Regions from separate parts of the Homo sapiens genome. Here region 1 is linked to region 2. A link is an interaction called in ENCODE POLR2A ChIA-PET data of the cell type or tissue named here. Cell type or tissue: GM12878. All regions are shown on one strand.

Region 1 (2,500 bases), 200 kb before region 2:
GCCGCGGCCTCCTTGTCGCCGCCTGCGGCCGCTGGGGCGCTCCGTTCGAACAGCTTCCGCGTCTCCTGCAGCCGGGACGGCGGGTGCGGCGGCGGCGCAGGCTGCGCGGAGGGCGCGGGCTTGGAGTCGAAGCGGCTCACGCGCTCCGACACGCTGGTGCCCAGCTTCAGCAGGGCGCTGTGGTCCACGTTCTCGTTCAGGCTGCTGGCCCGCGGCAGCGACAGGCGCACGCCGCGCTCGGACGCCCGTGGGGCCTCGGCCAGGCCCGCGCCGCCGCCCGCCTCGCCCGAGGGCCCCGCCGTCGTGCCCATCTGCAGGAACATACTTTTGATGCGGTGGACGTTGGAGCCATATTTCTTGTGGTGGGCCCCCTTGGGTGCCTCGTCGGGCCCGGGCGCGTCGGGCGGCTTCAGCGCCTGGATGCCCGCCTCGTAGGCGCTGCGGTGCGGGGAGGCGCTCCGGAGGGGACCCCCGGGCCCCCGTGGCTCCGTCTTCATCATGGTGGGGGGAGCCGGGTTCGCATGCCCCTGCTCCCCGCTCCCCCGCTTCAACAGGCGGCTGGCCAAGTCGGGACCACCGCCCCCTCCCCCCGATAAAAGAAACCCCGAAGGCCTTTTTTAGGGTCCCCCCAAAACCAAGCTGCCAAAAACAGTTAATCCCGCTTTAAAAAAAAAAATGAAAAAAAAAAAATCTCCAAGCGCCCTGTGTGTGGGTCGCCTCCCCCAATCAAGCTGCCGAAGACAGCCAGCCCCGCTTCAAAAGCCCGAGCGGCCTGGTACGGTCGCCCCCACCCAAATTAGCAAAGCGGCGTCTGGGGCCGGTGGGAGCGCGCGCCCTGCCCGCGAAGCAGCCGCGGTGTCGCCGGCTCACATCGTCCGAGACGGTGTCAGCGGGGCTGGCAGCCCGGGCGTCCCCCAGTCCGGCCGGAGGCCTCGGCTCTCGGGGGGCCCGGCACCCCAACGCCCATGGCTGCTCCGCCGGCCCGGGCCGCTCCGCCGCCGCGCCTCCCTCCCTCCCTCCCTCCCCCCCGTGCCCCGAGCCTCGGTCTTTCTCTGGCTTTGCCCGAGCGGCGGCTGCCGGAGACCGAGCGGCTGCCCTTCTCGCAGCCGCCGCTGGGGGACTGGCACCTCTGGGTCCTAAAGGGATCGGATTTCCGGGGCCGGAGCCTGTGAGCCCTCCCCTTCCCCTCCACCCGAACGGATCCCCTCCCCTCCCCAGCCCTCGCGGAGAGCCTTCCGCTGCCCCCGGACGTTGGCCAGCACTCTTCAACCTGCTTCCATCACAACTTCTGACTGCGGTCACAACCCACAGAACCGCACCTCCATGAAATATTGGGGGGAGGCAGTACATCCACGATGGTCTCAGTGTGAGGGGAGGGGGTTTGTAGGGAGGGGCAGAGGTTCATTCTTCAGTGTCCTCGGAGCTAGCTCTTCGGTGTGCTTCAAGCCTTTAGCATCAGAATCGCTGGGCACTTGGTAAAAATGCAGATTTCTGGGATCTCTCTCGAACCTTGTGAAGGAGAATCTCCGAGGCTGAACCCAGGAATCTGCATTTTAACACTTCACTACAGGCAATCTTTGGCCCCCTTGGAGGTGTGAAACCTTGGTCCAGCGCTGGTGACCTTTCGATGGTGGGGGAGGGGTGGTGAAGAAAGGAGGTGAACCCCGTCATCCAAGTAGCAGGGGATCACCAAAACTGCCGAAGTCTGGAAAGGATGTCCTGTCGCCTGTCTGCTGTGCACCCGTCTTCAGGCCCCTACCCTGGCACTCCTGCCTCTCAAACCGGAAGGAAGGGTTTGGGAGCAGGAATTCGAGAGGCCTGGGGCCAAAGTTTCGCCAGTGAGAGCTCTAACTTGGGTCTCTGATTTAAAGGATCCTGGCCACTGTGTTCCGGTTGGGGTGGGGGGGTGGGGAGGGTGACAGTGACTTACACATCCCCTGTCCTGGCAACCCAGAAAGCTGTTTGATGCCCTCTGCACCCCCCGCATACACAGCTAGGGTGCTGGCGCTGCCTGGGCCCTGGGTGTGAGAGTCCGCCCTCTGGACAGGTCCAGGTGAGCTGGTTCATTCCACACATCCCAGAAACTGGTGAACACAATGGGCCCTAGGACCCAGAGAACAACTCAGGCACAAAGCCTCCCCCCACTCCCAGCTGCTTCCTGCATCTCAGGCCTTTCTGCGGCCTCTGCCTCCTCCCCCGCCCTCTTCCCCTCCATCCTCTTCCTCCTTTTCCTAATCTCCCACTCTCTCCCCCCTGGCCTGGAAGGGCTGGCAAAGGGAGCCCTCCTACCACTCCACTGCAGGGGTGTGTGTGGGTTTTGTGGGATATTAACGCGTTACCATGTGCAAAAGAGCTTAGAGTACAGCGTGGGGGATGGGGTGTGGGGAAGCCGCCTGGGAACCCTGGATATTGGGATCGGGAGGGGCCAGGAACCGCAGGACTGATCCTGAGGCTGGTGCTAAGGAAGAGGGAAGATCTAGGTTGTGAGCTAGAGCCGGAA
Region 2 (2,500 bases):
CCGTGGCCAAGGTGGTACGGGCAGTAACCAGCCGGCAGAGAGCCAGCCGGCGGGTCCCACCTGCCCCACCCCCGGAAGCCCCAGGCCGCCAGAACCTGAGTGGGGCAGCAGCTGGGGAGGCGCTGGTAGGGGCAGCTGGCTTCCCACCACACGGAGATACAGGGAGCGTGGAGGGCGCCCCCCAGCCCACGGACAATGGCTTCACCCCCAAGTGCGAGATCGTGGGCAAGGACGCACTGTCTGCACTGGCCCGGGCCAGCACCAAGCAGTGCCAGCAGGAGATCGCCAATGTGGTGTGCCTGCACCAGGCTGGGAGCCTCATGCCCAAGGCTGTGCCCCGGCACTGTCAGCTGACTGGTGAGGGACAGGGGTGCTCCAGCCCTTCCCAGGCGGGGGCAGGGGGGTGGCATGGCCCGGATCCTCACCCCTATCTCTCTGAGGAAGAAAGAGCCAAGGGGATCCTACCTCCCTGCCTAAGTCTTCATCCAGTGTACTTACTAAGTGGCAGAGGCAGAGTGGGGACCCACGAGCATGGAGCTCCAAGTCTAGGTTTCTTCGGAAGGCAGGCAGCTCCCTCTTCCCATCTCACCCCCACCCTGTGACCTAGGGTGGGCCTCGCCAACGCCTGTCCTCTGCTCTCAGGGAAGATGAGCCCCGGCATCCAGTGGGATGAGAGCCAAGCCCAGCAGCCCATGGATGGCCCCCCGGTGCGAATCGCCTACATGCTGGTGGTTCACGGCCGCGCCATCCGCCAGCTGAAGCGTCTCCTCAAGGCCGTTTATCACGAGCAGCACTTCTTTTACATCCATGTGGACAAGGTACTGTGGTGGGGAGAGGCCAAGGGGTCTGGGATGAGCAGAGCAGAAACAGAAGGTTGCAGACAGACAGAGTCTCTGACCTGGCCCAGGTAGCCTAGGAGGGAAACTGAGGCCCTGAACAGGGGAGTGGCAGCACGAGCCAGCTCAGCCGCTTAGGGGCTGGAGCCCTGCCCTGTGCTTTCCTCGTCTTGTGTCCCTTCACTCTGTCCTGGGGTGGGATTGGGGATGGCGATAACACTGGAGGCTAGCTGAGTGTCTCCTCCCCACCAGCGTTCCGACTACCTGCACCGGGAGGTGGTGGAGCTGGCCCAGGGCTATGATAACGTGCGGGTGACGCCCTGGCGCATGGTTACCATCTGGGGCGGGGCCAGCCTCCTGAGGATGTACCTGCGGAGCATGCGGGACCTGCTAGAGGTGCCTGGCTGGGCCTGGGACTTCTTCATCAACCTCAGTGCCACTGACTATCCAACCAGGTGTGGGGATGGGGCTCTGAGTCCTCTGCATGGGAGGGGACCCCTGTCTGGGCACCTGGGGTTGGAGGGCTTTGGTGGACCTTCTCTGCCCCATAAGCGTAACTCTGGGATCCGCCCTGCTCAGACATGGGCCCCTGGGCCCCAGCTATGTTTTAGGGGAGGGGTTGGTGTAAGATGATCTAAGAATTGAGCATGATAGGAGATGGGGAGGAGGAGGAGCCAGAGGTCTGTACCTGGTGTTCTGGGTCAGACAGCAAGGGGCAGAGGAAGGATGGGGTGGTCTTCCTCAGGGGCCTCTGGTGCTCACCACCCCAGACATCAGCCAGGGGTAGGGCACATGGCCAGCCAGCAATCAGGCAGAGAAGAAAAGCCAGAAGGTCCGCTCTGGGCCAGTGACTGAGCAACTATCTCATGTGGCTGCCTGTCACCCCATTCCTTCACCAGGACCAATGAGGAGCTGGTGGCATTCCTATCCAAGAACCGGGACAAGAATTTCCTCAAGTCACATGGCCGGGACAACTCCAGGTGAGGGGGTGGGGAAGGAGGCCCTGGCCCCAGAGTCTTGTCCCAACCCCTCCCACACAGTTGGGCTCGGTGGCTCCAGCCCTGGGTTTCAAAGCCTCCACACCAGTCACAGGTTGAGGAGTGTTGGTTGCCAGGCGGGTGAAAGAGCTTAGACCCCACCCTGCAGGATCCCCAGCCATGGCCTCTCTGCTGCCCACAGGTTCATCAAGAAACAGGGCCTGGACCGGCTCTTCCATGAGTGCGACTCACACATGTGGCGCCTGGGCGAGCGGCAGATCCCAGCAGGCATTGTGGTGGATGGCGGTTCTGACTGGTTCGTGCTGACACGCAGCTTTGTGGAGTATGTGGTGTACACAGATGACCCGCTTGTGGCCCAGCTGCGCCAGTTCTACACATACACACTGCTCCCAGCCGAGGTGGGTAGCCCAGCAGGCATGAAGGCCAGGGAGGGCGTGGGTTGGGCTGCCTGCAGCTCACCTTCCACTCTCCCTTGCTGCTTGCAGTCCTTCTTCCACACGGTGCTGGAGAACAGCCTGGCCTGTGAGACCCTCGTGGACAACAACCTGCGGGTCACCAACTGGAACCGCAAGCTGGGCTGCAAGTGCCAGTACAAGCACATTGTGGACTGGTGTGGCTGCTCCCCCAACGACTTCAAGCCACAGGACTTCCTCCGGCTGCAGGTGC

What was found. ChIA-PET counts read pairs that join two places held together with the same protein. Peaks named below come from ENCODE experiments on the same cell type or tissue, not always from the same donor. Only the 100,000 strongest peaks of a DNase experiment are listed, where the experiment ranks them.
Region 1: POLR2A ChIA-PET joins it to region 2 with 10 read pairs; 5 of 35 experiments call an interaction of 5 or more read pairs at or near these places.

The regions. Positions count from the first base shown.
Region 1 is chr17:50,150,014-50,152,513 of GRCh38, forward strand. PPP1R9B (protein phosphatase 1 regulatory subunit 9B) reads right to left here and starts at 664. Exons shown (of 10, transcript NM_032595.5): 1 at 1-664. The coding sequence starts at 500. The region is part of intron 1 of LOC124904025 (a long non-coding RNA gene); the gene reads left to right. RefSeq lists silencers at 16-125, 775-864, 935-1,024 and an enhancer at 1,035-1,329. In GM12878, CTCF peaks have their summits at 40 and 1,122; DNase peaks (open chromatin) are centred at 1,198, 1,568, 1,871 and 2,098; H3K4me3 peaks cover 2,500 bases; H3K27ac peaks cover 2,500 bases.
Region 2 is chr17:50,353,766-50,356,265 of GRCh38, forward strand. XYLT2 (xylosyltransferase 2) reads left to right here. Exons shown (of 11, transcript NM_022167.4): 2 at 1-357; 3 at 643-818; 4 at 1,089-1,291; 5 at 1,736-1,816; 6 at 2,016-2,232; 7 at 2,320-2,496. Among named protein-coding and RNA genes, the nearest start is that of XYLT2, 8.9 kb to the left of the region's middle. In GM12878, no CTCF peak of the experiment used is centred here; no DNase peak of the experiment used is centred here.